2 separate regions of the Homo sapiens genome follow, and region 1 is linked to region 2. Evidence: chromatin loops called from intact Hi-C (ENCODE). Cell type or tissue: dorsolateral prefrontal cortex. All regions are shown on one strand. Each heading gives the region's core, and the rest is flanking DNA. Links, peaks and the distances in the headings are about the cores only. Region 1 overlaps LINC02945 (long intergenic non-protein coding RNA 2945). Region 2 holds the start of LOC105377366 (a long non-coding RNA gene).

What was found. A loop is a pair of places that touch in the nucleus more often than their neighbours do. Peaks named below come from ENCODE experiments on the same cell type or tissue, not always from the same donor. Only the 100,000 strongest peaks of a DNase experiment are listed, where the experiment ranks them.
Region 1: it touches region 2 in a loop (3-fold over the local background); 47 of 110 quality-filtered maps call a loop at or near these places.

The regions. Positions count from the first base shown.
Region 1 is chr4:112,028,645-112,036,992 of GRCh38, forward strand. All of the region lies in intron 1 of LINC02945 (long intergenic non-protein coding RNA 2945), which reads right to left. Among named protein-coding and RNA genes, the nearest start is that of LINC02945, 79 kb to the right of the region's middle. In dorsolateral prefrontal cortex, for the core only: CTCF peaks have their summits at 3,286 (motif pointing left) and 3,487; no DNase peak of the experiment used is centred there; H3K27me3 peaks cover 2,858 bases.
Region 2 is chr4:111,627,512-111,635,859 of GRCh38, forward strand. LOC105377366 (a long non-coding RNA gene) reads left to right here and starts at 4,659. Exons shown (of 6, transcript NR_188427.1): 1 at 4,659-4,893. In dorsolateral prefrontal cortex, for the core only: CTCF peaks have their summits at 3,404 (motif pointing left) and 4,315 (motif pointing left); no DNase peak of the experiment used is centred there; H3K27me3 peaks cover 3,565 bases.

The DNA of each region.
Region 1 (8,348 bases), core at 120-8,119, 400 kb after region 2:
AATACAATAGCAGAAGGAGCCCAGGTCTCTGTTGACCATAGAGTCCCCATAAAAGTCCTAGACTCTCTTATCTGTGTTTCTCTCACAGATAACAAGACAGAAGAGAAATAAACTTCTATCTCATTTAAGGTATTTGGGGTTTGCTCTATATGCAGCTAGTAGAAAAATTATATTGCAGCAGATACTAGAGAAAATTGATATGCCTTTGTATAATCTATACAACTCTCATTCCTAATATTTCTATTGTATTTATCAGTTCTAAAACTGAAAAATTATTTAAGAATTCATCTTCCTTATATTTATTTTCAGAAATCAGAATGATGTGGCAGAAAAAAAATCAGCCTGAAAATTAAGAAAACTATATTTTGATTCTAAATAGTTATATTACTTTATTAAGTAATAACACTTCAAGTGCTTTTTCATCTTTAACATAAGAGATTTGAACCAGATAAACTCTAAGGTCTTTTCAGTTGCAAAACTCTTCTGTTTCTATATTTCTTGCTTTCTTCATGGGATTATTGAAAAGACCCAAATGTATAATTTTTATTTAGCAAATAGCACTGTGCCATGCTCTTTGCAAATATTAATTTAATCATCATAGCTGACCAAGGAGGTAGGTACCACCCATTTTAAAGATAAGCAAACTGAGAAATAAATTAAGTAACTCTCCCAAAGCACATAGCTTACACTTGGCCAAACCTGGATTCAAACCCAGGAAGTTTGACTGGGTTTCTGATCTTAACACTACCCCACCCTACCTCAAATAAACAGAACAGCAAATAAATTCTACTTAACTAAGTGACTATAGTCACTTCAGTACAATGACTCAAGGAACCTAACAGGACATGGTAATTTTTCTTATTTTCAGAGAAATCCAAACATGATTTCTCCCAAACCTTAAAACACAGTATTGATGGGAAGCTCATAGTGCAACCATAACTTCAGAAGGGTGTTTGGGGTGTGCTGTGGACTAGAATAGAATGTACTATTTCCTTATGAAGTAGGACTTGAGAAATTTTCTCAGCATCGCCTGGGGAAAGATATTATTCTTTCCAATAAATCCAATTTTTATTTTAAATCGATACATGAATAAATAAGCCATTGCCTATCGTTTCAAGCTGAGGCACAGCATGGATCTTGCCACTGCGGTGCGGCAGATGGGCTGCGCTCTGGCATGCCTAATGCTCAGCTTCCGTCCGTCAGTGGCTCCAGCCACTGTTCCTCCACGCTTCCCTGGCATGCGAGTATTAGGTTTCACACAGAAATGCAAAAAAAAATGCCTTTAAGCTCATTTCTACATGAAATACAATATATTCGCCAGATAAGCTGGACCCTCATATTAATCATAAATCAATTATGTTTACCCTTAGCCAAGAAAGTACTAAAATGTTCTTCCCTCATTTTGAAACCTAATATGATATTCACAGTAATTATGCTGGCTTTCATATGAATCATTGTCTCATTCTGTAATTGTTAGTACATGGCTGATTCATTTTCTGCCTTATAGTATTTGAAATGATCATTCCACTTGTGGTAGGATTTGGGGATTTATTGAAGTAAATCCTTTTACTCATTAGACTTTCCTTTTTTGTATCCCATCTTCAGTCTTTTTGTTGAGATTTTACACCAAAGTTTTCTAAAACCTGTAGCAAGTAGGAGAACAACATGTTAAATCCTACTGAAGCTGGCAAAGCCATACTAATGGATGGCAAAGTCTCTCTCCACCACTTTTCCTTGATCTTGTCCTTCCCTCCAGAGTCACACCACACCCACCCCCTTGTTTCAATTGTCCCTTTCATGCCTCTGAAAATACAATCACGTTAATATTATGTGCTGAAACACTTTTAAAATATGAAAGTATTTCAGGTTACTATTCAAATATGCACAAATAAATATGAGGTTTTTTCTGGGTATCATATACATCAATTTTTGGGAAGAGCACATTTAAAGACAGATGTCTGCTGTCCTGGCACCTCCAATATCACATTATTTTATGCATATTAAGAAGGTGTCATGGAATCGTCTCTGGTTCAGACCCTCTGGAATGTGAGGCATGGTCTTGGGATTGTGCCCTGCTGCCCTTTCTACATTAAATGCTAAACTGTCAGAGTGAGAGGAAACAGGTGGACCCAGTACAACGAGGGCCATCTGACTGAGACTGCCAACCTTCAGGTGGAACGTAGGAAATCAGAAATCAGCAGCCTTTCTGGACACTGTTATCACTATAAGAAACCATAATAATAAAAATGGGGGACTTAACATTGTAGATATTAGTAATGATCACTGCAATAAGCAACTCCTTTCCATGGACGCAGTCTCAAGTCCATGATGGCTTTACTTTAGGAGGGCTATTTATGCTATCCTCTATTTCAGAACTATATTTTGCTAGAAAAATGATTAAAGCTTATTCTCTTTTTGCATTTTGAAGTATTGGGCTTTTCATTTTAAAGTGTTTGATATGAAATTTCATCTTTATAATGAGAGTAGCTATTTATTGATTGCTTACAATGCTGAGGACACTGTGCTAAGAACTTTATATTCACAAACCTATTTGAGCCTTAAAACAACCCTTCAGGATAAGTATTATCAACTATTCTTCTTTATAGATGAAGCAATAAAACATCATATAACAAGTAGGGGAAAATCCACATCTCAAACCTTAGGCTTTGGGACTCCAAAGCCTATGTTCTTAACCACCACCTTACCCCATCTTGCCTTTGCAATCATGTATGGATTGCCAAAGAGCTATGCCCAGTTATTCACCACATTTTTTCAATATAAAATAAGTTCATCATCTAATAAGAAGATCATGATTTCTTTTCAGCTATTTAAGTGCTATAAATTCTCTTTATTTGCTCATTAGCTGGTATATCTTATCAGCTAATGGCAAAATGTAAAACCAGCTGGTTTTTAGAACCTTTCTTTTGCTTTCATTCTCAATGCTCCCTGAGTTGTTTGGTTGGTTGGTTGTATTTGTTATAAAGGAGTTAAGAGTAAGTACAAAGCAATGACAACATTGTCAAAAAGCAGAATTTGTTTTAAATTGTTCTCAACCATTTTCTTTATCAACATATACATCGCCACATAAAAAATCCAAAATTAGTTGGATTTTTACACTGGCTGGAGGTAGTCCTTAATTTTGTAAAATGGCTGGTTTTATAAACTGCAGAATGATACACTTCTGTGCAACAGAGCAGCCGAAGTCTGAAAACAAACTATTTGGTAGTCAAACCCTCCCCCATTCTAGGCTTCTTATATGGAGCTGCCATGACATCTAGTGGCCAAAATTTAGGGAAGCTATTCTTTATCCATAAAGCACACAGGATTTCTAATTTAGAAGCATATTGAAAATCTCACATAGAAAATGAAATTGTCGGTAAATACAGTGCTTCAAAGTTTACGACTATTACGTGAATTGTTGGTTTATCCTTCCTACATTACTTAGATATTTTAAAATATTTATCATAATGAATTTACACCAAAGCCTTGGTTTATTCTGAGGTGAGTATGTGAATGCATCATAGGATTTGATTCTTTGTGTTTTACTTCTGTAAGAGTAACAACAATTCGATATCAATGATTAAATCAACTTTACATTTTAAATGACAGTCTAAGTAAATGAGTAATAACTTTATATTATCTCAAATTAAAGTGAAACAACTGACATACAAGTCAATTCCCTGCACCTTTTTGCTGAGTTAATGGGATTTCTTTTCTAAAGAAGAAATATTTAATGTTATTAAAGGAAGAAATAGAAGATTGGAAGTCAATTTTTAAAGCAAAATAACTAAAAATGAACAGAGTATAGTTGTCTTCAGCAGATTTTTTTTAAAATTCCAAAGGTCTGTTTCTAGTAGATTTTCTGTGGTTTAAGCTAAAATAAATAGTTCGTGGAAACCACAATATACAAATGATCAGAAATAATTTTTAAACTCTTTTTCTAATGAGTTTTTTAGTCTAAGAAACACCAAAATAACAGCCCGAGACAGAGACTGATGCATCCATGGTTTATGAAAGCTATAATCACAGGAGTGGGGGACAGGAAGGGGCAGGAGAGACAAGAATGGATACAGAAGGAGGGGCAGCCAATACAACGATGCAATATAGAATTGGCCACTCCTGGATGCAACTGATTCCTGGATCTACAGGACCTTCTGAGAAAACTTATGGACTGTACCGTATCTCCAAATCACTCTCTGGAAGGATGCAAGGGTGGAGCATTTCCTGTCCATTTTTATGCCATATTGGTCAAGGTCTGTCCCATGGGTCATAAACTCACCCACACAGGGAGGCTGTTCATATGTGTTCAAGAATCCAAGGCTTCTGGTGTCAGAGAAGCTTTATATGGACTGAGGCAAGGCACTTCCAGTTGTACCTACATAAAACAGGTCAAAATCTGTGCACAGGCCGGGCACAGTGGCTCATGCCTGTAAACCCAGCGCTTTGGGAGGCCAAGGCGGGCAGATGACCTGAGGTCCAGAGTTCGAGACCAGCCTGGCCAACATGGTGAAACCCGGTCACTACTAAAAATATAAACATTAGCTGGGCATGGTAGTGCATGCCTGTAATCCCAGCTTCTCGGGAGGCTGAGGCAGGAGAATTGCTTGAACCTGGGAGGCAGAGGTTGCAGCCAGCCAAGATCACACTGCTGCACTCCAGCCTGGGCAACAAAGGGAGATGCTGTCTCAAAAAAAAAAAAACAAAAATCTGTTCATAACTGTTGTCTGCAGCAATGGCTGAAATGAAAGATGTGGCCAAGCGGATCTGCAGTGCTACACAAGAAACATTCAATAAATGTGCATGCAATTATACTATCTGTGTTACATTAATAACAAAATAGGTCATATCAAGTTCATTGATATGGATATTTTTATATTTAATAAACATTACTAAGTATGTTGATTAAATGATATAATTATCACCCTGGCCAATGCACAGCAGAAGTCAAAATTCCAAAGGGATCTTGAAGCAGCAGTAAAATCTATTCATCTTGATTGGCAATTATTTTAGTGATGTTAGTCTAAACAGTGTTCACAGTATGAATTGTTAGGTTGAAATATTTTAATCTTGTGAAAAAAGCAACATTTAAAATCAATTATCTCGATGTGAAATCCTGATACGATGGGAATAACTTGGCTCCTGGGAAGAAAATCTGTTAAGCTTTCATAGAAGCCCCAAGAGCAGATGTTTTACAGAAAGAAGAGAAACATAAAAGAAAATGAGAGTGGGAAATAGAAGAAAACTAAAATCCTACCTCATATCATGAAAAAATTTCCCAAAAGATAAATTTAGATTTTGTCCATCAAAGGGAAATTGGAAGTTCTACTTTTAATTTTGTATGTCCTTGTAGTACTCAAACTGAGCATTGTCATCGTCAAAAAAGTAAAGCTTTTGTGGATCCTTCATGACTGCTATCAAATCTAATTCAAGATGGATCAAAGACTCAAATGTGAGAAATAAAATCATTACCTCCCTTGAAGACAACATAGGTGAATTTTTAAATAATCTTTAGGATGATAAACGCTTTTTTACAGCCAGAAATATTAAAAGATGAGTATATTTTTACTTAAGTGGTAAAACCTTACATGGTACAAAGAAATGCCAGACAAAAAAGCCAAAATACTTGTAGCATGCAGGACAGATAAGTAGTTAATATCTGTCATATTTTAAAAGTTCCCTATCAAATCACTAAATAAATGATGGAACATCATAACGAAGTAGATCAAAGAACTTGAATATACAATTGAAGAGAGAAAAAGTAAAATATTAGATAACATTAAAATATATCAATAGCTAACATTTACTGAGAATGAGTTTACCAGGAAATGTTGTAAGAGCTTTATGTGTATTAATTAATTTAATTTTCACAATTCTATGAGGTCAGTATTATTATTATTACCATTTCCCAGATGACTAATCTGTGACATAGAGAGGTTAAATAATTAGCACAAAGTCAAAAAGCTGGTAAGTGATAAAGCCAGAATATAAACTCACATGGTCACACTCCACAGCTTTGGCTCCTAATCAAATGCATACATTCATTATTAATCCAAAACTCAAATACAAACAATGATTTACTGCTTTCCACCTAGCCAAATGATAAAGATCTTAAAGATCAGTGCTATGTGGAAACTCATAAATTGTTAATAGGAGTGTCAATTGATACAATCTTTTTGGAGGTCAGTGTAATGATATGCATCAATATTAAATGCCTTCTTTTTAACTCAGACATCCTTCCTCCAACAGATTCCAAATAGATCCTAAGGAGATAAAGAATCAAACATACAAAAATGTAGGAACAAAAACGTCCTTCAAAGCATGATTAATAATAGGAGCAGGAAAGAAATGGAAATAAGCACAATGTCATCAGTGAAATAGTTGTTAAACAAATTAAAGTATATCTATACCATGAACAAATATATAGACTTAAAAATGAGTGATATATTGACAAACCATATATCTCATAAGGGGTTAATCTGCAAAATATACAAGGAACTCCTACAACTCAATAGTAAAAACTCAAAACTCAACTTAAAAATGGTCTAAGGACTTCTCCAAAGAAGTCATACAGATGGCCAACAGGCATATGAAAAAATCCTCAACATCACTAGTCATCAGGGAAATGCAAATCCAAATCACAATGAAACATCACCTCATACCTGTCAGGGTGGCTATTATTCTTTTTAAAGAAAGTGTTGGCAAAGATATGGGCAAACAGCAACCCTAACACACTATTGGTGGGAATGCAAATGGTGCAACCGCTATAGAAAATAACACAGAGGATCCTCAAAAAAAATAAAAATAGAACTACCATATGATCCAGCAATAAAATTTCTAAGTATTCATAAAAAAATTGAAATCAGGATTTTGATGAGATGTTGGCACTTCTATGTTCACTGCAGCACCATTCACAATAGATGAGATGTAGAAACAACCTAAACGTCCATTGACAGGTGAATGTATAAAGAAAATGTGTAAGGTACATATAGTGCAATACTATTCAGCCCATTAAAAAGAAGCAAATTCTGCAATATGTGACACCATGGATGAACCTTGAAGACATTATGCTAAATGATATAAGCCAGACATAGAAAGATAACTACTGCATGATTCCACCTATGTGAAGTATCTGAAATAGTTAATTCAGAGAATCAAAGAGTGGAATGGCGTTTGCCAGGGACTGAAGAAGGGGGAAATTTGAGTTACTAATCAAGGGACATATAGTTTCAGTCAAGCACAATGAATAAGCACTAGAGAAATGCTGTACAACATTATACCCATAATCAATAATTACATATTACACTTAAAAATTTGTCCAGGCCGGGCACAGTGGCTCACGCCTGTAATCACAGCACTTTGTGAGGCCGAGGCAGGCAAATTACAAGGTCAGGAGTTTGAGACCAGCCTGGCCAATATGGTGAAACCCCATCTTTACGAATAATACAAAAATTAGCCAGGTGTGGTGGTGCACGCCTGTAGTCCCAGCTACTCAGGAGACAGAGACAGAAGAATCGTTTGAACCCAGGAGGCGGAGGTTGCAGTGAGCCCAGATCACACCACTACACTCCAGCCTGGACAACAGAGCATGACTTTGTCTCAAAAAAAAAAAAAATTGTCCAAGAGTAGATCTCATGTTAAATGTTCTTAGGTGTTCATTGACATAGAGAGGTCTGAAGATCACTGAGAATAAATTATAATTATAAAGCAGAATATATACAATGATTTTCAACTGTTTGCTGCCATAAATCATAAGAAATTTTACAGAGTCCACAATTGAAAGTGGATCACTGAGTCACTGATTTTTGAGTGGGTGGATGGGCAGCATAGTCCCAATTGAAAATAATTTTCATATAGTATGAGGATAAACACACATAAAGATATTATATATATTACATGCATTTACATATATACATAACTCTGTAAGTTTAAGTGTGCAAAAAATATATATCTAAATGGATCTTCACAAAAACTTTTACAATGAATATTTGCCTGAATAATAGTATTGAGAGCTATTGATATTTTCCTTTTCATATTTTCTATCTTCCTTCCATTTTCAATACAACTGTATATTACCTATCGAATCTGAAAACAAATTATAACTATTTTTCATCTGAAAAAATTAATGCTTTTGATATGCTATTCTTAAGTTGAGCAAGACAATTCTTTCTGTTCCCCACGGATTGTCTAAGTTTGTAAACACCTTATAACCAGATTTCTCTTATTTTGTCTGCTAGCTCACTGCCACACGTGTAGGCTTTCAAACAGGGAACAATATATATAAAATGAATGCTTCCTTTATAAATCACACCCTTAAATATTAAGCCTAAATAGTGAAAATACAGAAGGAA
Region 2 (8,348 bases), core at 51-8,050:
ATCCTTTGGAGGACAAGGGGTGTTCCGGTTTTTGGAATGTTCAGCCTTTTTTGCTGGTTTTTCCTCATCTTGGTGGATTTATCTACCTTTGGCCTTTGATGTTGGTGACCTTTGAATGGAGTTTTTGTGTGGATGTCCTTTTTGTTGATATCAATGCTATTCCTTTCTGTTTGTTAGTTTTCCTTCTAACAGGCCCCTCTGCTGCAGGTCTGCTGGAGTTTGCTGGAGGTCAACTCCCAACCCTGTTTGCCTGGGTATCACCAGCGGAGGCTGCAGAACAGCTAAGATTGCTGCCTGTTCCTTCCTCTGTAAGCTTCATCGCAGAGGGGCACCTGCCAGATGCCAGCTGGAGCTCTCCTGTGTGAGGTGTCTGTTAACCCCTGCTGAGAGGTGTCTCCCAGTCAGGAGGCACAAGGGCCAGGAACCCACTCAAGGAGGCAGTCTGTCCCTTAGCAGAGCATGAGTGCTATGCTTGGAGATCTACTGCTCTCTTCAGAGCTGGCAGGCAGAAATGTTTAAGTCTGCTGAACCTGCACCCACAGCTGCCCCTTCCCCCATGTGCTCTGTCCCAGGGAGATGGGAGTTTTATCTATAAGCCCCTGACTGGGGCTGCTGCCTTTCTTTCAGAGATGCCCTGCTCAGAGAGGATGAATCTAGAGAGGCAGTCTGGCTACAGTGGCTTTGCCAAGCTGCGATGGGCTCTGCCCAGTTCAAACTTTCTGGTTGCTTTGATTACACTATGAGGGGAAAGCTGCCTACTCAAGCCTCAGTAATGGTTGATGCCCCTCCCCCCACCAAGCTGGAGCATCCCAGGTCAACTTCAGACTGCTGTGCTGGCAGCGAGAATTTCAAGCCAGTGGATCTTAGCTTGCTCAGCTTCATGGGGGTGGGTTTTGCTAAGCTAGACCACTTGGCTCCCTGGTTTCAGCCCCCTTTCCAGGCGAGTGAACGGTTCTGTCTCGCTGGCATTCCAAGCACCACTGGGGTATGAAAAAAAAAAAAAAAAAACTCCTGCTGCTAGCTGGATGTGTGCCCAAACGGCTGCCCAGATTTGTGCTTGAAACTTAGGGGCCTTGTGGTGTAGGCACTCCAGGGAATTTCCTGGTCTGCGGATTGTGAAGACCACGGGAAAAGCATAGTATCTGGGCTGGAATGCACCATTCCTCAAAGCATGGTCCTCACAGCACGGCCCCTCGTGGCTTCCCTTGACTAGGGGAGGGACTTTCCCAACCCCTTGCGCTTCCTGGGTGAGGCGACACCCCACCCTACTTTGGCTCATCTTCTGTGGGCTGCACCCACTGTCTAACCAGTCCCAATGAGATAAGCCAGGTACCTCACTTGGAAATGCAGAAATCACCCACCTTCTGCATTTATCTTGCTGGGAGCTGCAGATGGGAGCTGTTCCTATTTGGACATCTTGCCAGCCACCTCTGCAGTTTTTAATGTTAAAATCAAAGTATATTTTTTAAGGCTTTGATGATTATGATCAGAAGGGTTTTTGAGAAAAAAATTTAGATTCTGAGTCTTCATTTGCTCCTTTTTGAAAGTTTCATAGCTTTGGAAGTGTCCACTTAAATGTACTTTTCTAGTATTTCCAGAATTTTCAAAGTTATACTCTAAAATATTATATCATAAATAAATTAAAGCTTAGAAACAGGCAAGATAAAAGAAAAAGGTTCATTCGAACACCCTCTTCCTCTCTTTCTCTTTCTCTTTCCATATATATATTTTAAATATTATATATTTATAAGAACTAAATTTGGCTTCTGCCAATATATTTAACATGAGAAATTCAGTTAATTTCATCAAATTGCTCCTACAAATGATCATTTGGGATAATTTAAGATGAGGAAGAAAAGAAATAAATATTTTTCATTCATTGGATTTATGCTAGCAAAATATATAATACAAAAAAAAACAAGTTAAAATAATAAAGATTAGTTTTCAAAATACCCCTTTGTTCTAATTACTGAGATATTCTTAGTAATAACATTTTTTCTTGCTTTATTGAGGCATAATTGGCAAATAGAAATTGTATATATTTCAGGTGTACAGTGTGATGTTTTGATATATGTGCATATTGTGAAATGATTACCATAATCAAGCTAATTAACATATTCATCTCTTTGCATAGTTACCTTTTTGTGTGTGTGCGAGAACACTTAAGATCTAGTCTCTCTGCAAAATTTAAATATACAATATTGTGCCCAGTAATAATATTTTGAGGCTGAAGCATCCATATAACTCTCTTGACCCTTTACTTTTCATGTGTAGACCCAAAGAAAATCTATCACGACTCTGAAATGCTACAATCAGAATTATAATACACAGCAGGAAATTAGAAATTATTGATATAAAATGAGATCAAACTAGATTTTGCACCTACAAAAATGAATAAAATTCCTTTCCATCAAATGTGTAAAAGTTAATCCAATTTATCTAATAGTAAAAACATTGATTTTATGTGGTATTTTTCAGACCATAGCCATATTTAGCCTTTCAAATCACTGTGATAAATAACTTTCTGATCCATCGCTTCCCCTAGCTTTGTTGCTATTATACAGCTTTATCTGATTGATATAATTTTAAAATATGTATTTATGACACTGAATCTCCAATTTTCAATTGGATTGTATTTATAAAAATCCAATTTCTAAATATCTTATCCATGTTGGTTAACAGTCACAAAAATAAAGATCACTTTATCAATTGGGGCTAATTCTAGAGACTAAACAAAAAAAACCTCTATTATTTTCCAATTTGCTTTGCTGTCTATACTCCTGTATACACCAGTATTCCCTTGAAATATGATCTGTTCTGAGTTCCTCAAGCACAGAGAGTTCTAGGGCACATATAATGTTAGGGCACTTCATTATGTATTTTTGTCACCAGTTATTTTGTTTTGAATTAATATTTATTTCAGGGACATAGGATTGTTTTTGCAGTGAACCATCCCTGACTATCAAACTATTGCCTACAATCACTGTCATTAATGCAGCACTATCACATGAGAGCCAAGGATTAAACCTGCCAAAACAAGCCTAAGATTTTATAGTCACGAGGCAATTAATTACTACACATAGAAATAAAACTAGTCACATCCCCAGATTATATCAAAGTACTCATTTTACAATATTGCCTGCTAGAGGATTAGTCTGATTGATGACACAATTTCTCCTGAAATTTTTGCCATCTGAAAACCTAATGACATCAGGATAAACCATTTTACTCTACTTTAGGCCACTCCTATTATTTTCAACCTTTGCGCCATTTTATTTTCACCCTTAATGCAAAGAGGGGCTTCTCTTTATTTTCCTCCTCTCTTACCAGGAGTCAGTCACTATCCAGCTATCCAGGGCAGAGAAGATTATCCATTTAATAAGGAATTACTGCCATCTTGTGGTTACCATAATTGAAGGAAAAAATTCTAATGCTCTAGACAACAAAAAAAAGATTGAGATGTTATATGCTATTTTATCCATTTTAATTGCAACATACCTCATTAAAGAGACAGTATGATACACGATGTTTTTTAGTGAAAATATGTACATGAGTATTAGAGCATTCAGGAAGATGATCCCTGTTCCACACTTCATCAAAATCCAGCAGTAAATGAAAAATGTAAAGTTTTAATCTAAAATAAAAATGTGAGTCTGCACATGATAGACAATTATGTAGAAAACTAAGTGGAAGCATTAACAATTTCTTATACCTACCCCTACTTCAGCAATTTATCTTCATTTTTTTTAATGCTAAGAATTTGTAGAGGATCATAATTCAGTAGGTTCAAATATTTCTAACTCTGAGGTGACATGTTTGCCACACATCTCAATAGCCCATGTCAGCACCGGAAATTGGCCAAGACCTACCAATAACCAGAAACAGATTTGAAGTAAATGCTTCTCTCAGATCTGTATGGCACATGTTGTCCTCAATATTCTTTTCCTTGACATGTGACAAATTTGCAAATTCTGCATTTTTAAGATTCACATGGTAGAGCCAGTAAAACACTGGCAGTGAGATCCAATAAGCACATCTAAGAACACTTTGTTCTGAAAGTATAAAGCAAAAAATATAACTCTGCTTCTCTGTCAAGATATGTGACATTATTTAAAGCAAAATTAGTGTTTTGAGAAGTGGTTTCAAGGTATATTTATCTGAATGCATTTGATCGAGGAAAGCAGCTCACTAAAAACTTATTTTAAAAATGAGGTGTTCAAAAAGAACATTTTCTCCTCATAAGATTTGTATTGGTCTGAAGTGCAAAACCTTAAATAATGGTAGAAAACACTCCACCTGGTGGTAGAAGAAAAAGGGTAGCAGCTCTATGCAAAAGATCTTCAGACAAAAAGATGGAGTGAATGAACAGAATACAAGCCTAGCTAGAAACCATGTCAGATACTTCACTGCAGTTGCTGAGCATCCTAAAAGCAAAATCCAGACAGAATCTGTCTCTCTATAAATCTTTCCACCCCTTTCCATTACTAGGTGGGTACTGTTGGCTCTAAGCCATCTGATTTTACTATGATTTATTAACTGCTATGCATTATATATGAGATTCAGGTTTGCTGAAGAGTTACCCTTATGGTCATTGTTGCATACAAATCAGCTACTGTTAGAGAGGTTTATTGCATCATTTTATGCTGCTAGCACTTCTGTTAGGCAGTGGTATAATATGTAACTGGAAAAGAAAACCCCTCCTGTTATATTTTCCCTTATACGTTACTAGCACATGCAGTGCACGTTAAGAACAATAGTCTTTTGTTCTGTTCTGTTTATAAAAAGAAGAAAAAGCATCCAGAACAATGGGTGAGAAGAAACAAAAACCTGTCGCCTAAATCAAGGGATTGGTATTCTCCAAATCATTGCTACCGCATTGAGCCATTTTCTCTGGTAAGACCAACTGAAACGTGAGAAAGAGCAATAATGTGAGCAAAACCAATTTACTCTTGGTAGGAAATTGGAAAAAACGGTAGCAGAGATCTAAGCAGATCTGTCTCTGAAATAAGCTACCACAAAACAGTATTTCCACACTCTTTTTACATTGAGACATTCGATTAACTAAGTAATTCAACTCGAATTTCTAGCCCAGCTCTCAGTACAATGACTTGACAGCTTGCCTTTAGCACTTCGCTTGTATGTTTGCTCATAACTGGCATAAACAATCAAGACAAAAGCAACACATTACCTAAATGGCCTTGGTTTACCTGCAACAAAAGGCAGAATGGATATTGTCTTACATACCCAGCAGAAAGGGAAAAGGCATGGCTGACCATATTTTTTTTTTTTAAAGCAGGGGAAGGAGGGCTGTTTTCCTTCCTTTCTGAAATTTTGCCATGTTACTCTAACTGCAAGCATTGCTATCAACTTCAATGTGGCATATGTTATTAAGTGTTTCTGAAGAAAGACATTAGTATTAGGTAACAGCATTATGACTAAGAAGAATGAGTCAAATATTCTGCACTCCCAGCTTTAGTAAGACTTCTGCAGGCATACTAGAAACATCTACTGAGATATATGTAAAATGACTTTAGAATCTCAACAATGTAGATATAAATACATGTTTGTATTTCTGTTTTAAAAATTTTGTGTAAGTCATCCTTGAATGCATTTCCTAATATTTTTAAATAGCTTGATTTCCTCTTAACTAATTGCGTGGCATGGTGAAAAAGTTTTCAATGTAGTTTAGTATAAAACCATTTATTGGATTCCCACTGTGTGCCTACTGATAACTTTTAAGCATAACAGAGATGAATGGTTGTTAGTTGAGCTCAGAGATTCTTAATGTCTTCAAGTCTCTGATTTTTATAGAAATTTTCCATGTATAATGAGTTTTATCTCACAAAAACTGCCAGAGAGAGGAGATGCTTAGAAGGAAAATGAGACCTTGAAGAAGGAGAGGGCAGACAACATGAACCAAGAGAGTAAATTGTTCTCCTGCATGGGTAACTTTGAAAAGTATCAATGATAGGTTATACTAAAAAAAAAAAAAAAATCCATATTCTATGATGTCATCAATGCCTTGAAACTCAAGACTTTTCCAGTTTCCTGGATCAATGGCTTGAGAAATGTCCTAAATACAGGGTCACAATTTTGTGTGATAACCATCCCATATCCCCCCTCTGCCCCCGAAATTTTCCTTTAAGGGGGATATTGTTTTCCTTCCCAAAGGGTATATGATTCGGAGATGTGGAAAACGCATCTCCTGAAAAGAAACTATTAATTGGCATATGATATTATTATAAGGCTTTATTTTCCTTTGGAAAAAACCCAAAAACCAAAGAATTACCAATTTTTAAACGATTTTCAAAATGAGTAACTGAAAAATCTCAGAAGCAACCCCCAAACTATTGCGTCACGCAGTTTGTGGGTATTTTAGTGTCTTTTTAAAAATCAGTGTGTATGATCTCTATTTTCTGGGTGACTAACATTAATTAAAATGAACTGCACAATCAGAGAGTGAAGATAAATATGCACCGCTTATTCCAGTTTTTCTTTCTTCCAATGACACTATTTAGACTGATAAACATCACTTGGCCTTGGCAATCTAGACGCACAGGCCTGTGAATAAGCCCTAATTAAGTTAAGTGGTATCTCTCCAAGGACATCTGCTACCAAAAGTTTCAAATATCCACAACAAAACATAATATTCCTACCTCCAGAAACATGATTAATATAGAAATATTTTTCTCCAAAAGGGTAAAGTTAGGATTTGAGATATTGCTTCCTTTATTTTAGAGCTACAAAACTTCCAGTCTTATGTCACTTCTTTTTTTCTGTTTCAGTTATTTACATCGTCTTACTCCCCACACAGTTTGACAGGTATAATTAAAATGAATGTAAACAATCAAACAGAAAAGCATTATTATGCAGTAGAGGCTGGAAGAAAATCTAACATTTTTTTTTCTCTTTGGTGAGGAAGTGGCTTAGTTAAACTTTCCCTCGACCTCTATTGATTTATGATACACTTCCTTTCAGATGGTGTCTCTACAAAGCAAAGTGAAATGGACGGTTTTCCAGCTAATTTGTTTTGTATGGACAGCCAAGCTGGACACTTGCAGACCACAAAGTCTGTGAATGAGAACCTGGGAGCTGACATGAGAAGAATTGAGCTGGAGCCTTTTGCCATCACTGAATAAATAACTTACCCTCTTGAATCCTTACCTGTACAACTGGCATGAGACACCAGCCTGCCTTTCACACAGCTTGTGATCTAATAAGATAATGCTTATGTACCTGTTTTAATATAAATAGACTGATATTAAAATGGCACATAACACAATCATTTTTACTACATCAGTCTTCATTATAAATTATTTTATATGTATTGATAGGACTGAGTTGCTAGATTTTCAAATGAATGTTTGATGAGTTACACCAAGATAATACAAGCATTTTTAATATTTATAGACAAAAAAGTTTATTTTTCATATTTCTGATGATGAGAGAAAGATTCTTATTTTGTCTGTTATTAAATAAGCTGGATGTACACAAGTTTTCACATTTTCTGATTAAAAAAAGATTTTAAAAGAAAAAAAATGTTAATCAAATGCCCGTATGGGGAGAAGTAAAATTTTTGTTGTGGCAAAGTTAAAGTGCACCTCTCTCAACAACACTGAATTTTTGCAAACACTGAGTATTTACTTGGTTCAGCCAATGTTAGTTGTAAGTTTAAGGTAATTATAGTACTTGAATGGTATAGAGGAGGATAGCTATTACAAATTGGGGGAGAAGGAAAGGAACTTCAGTGGTCTCGGAAAATTTAAGACAGAATTTGACCGTTCTTGTTTTTTAAAAACACGATGCCCCATCATCCTTTGATCCACCAGTAAGAATATGAAGCTGCACCCCACAAGCTACATAGCATAAGGTGATTTAATGCATTGTCTATATTTTATACTATATTACAATGCAGCTTACACATATTCAAAACAATTGTTAGGCTACAGCTTTGTCACATTGTGCATTATTTACAATCACTTGTAAATCCAGAAAAATACACACGCGGAGAAATGAAAGCAGGAGGTAGAGATTGTTTTAATGTGATTATATTGGCATCTGATATGATAGTGCTTTGGACCATATTGACATGAGTGAGGATTCTAAGTAGCAACTGTTCAATACCATCCGTTGGACTTCTCTGATAGACCACTTAACTATCTCAGCTTTTCCAGTGATCATCTCATTTATCTAGGATTATTGCACTGAATTTACTGTTTGGTTTTCTTCCAGAACTGAAATGTCAAGTCCAGTGTCATGTATGCAGTAGCTTTGTGCTGTGAGAGCTTCACAGATCCCCCAAAAGCTGCTAGCAGTTGATCTTTGGATAGAGCTAGAAATAAATAAAT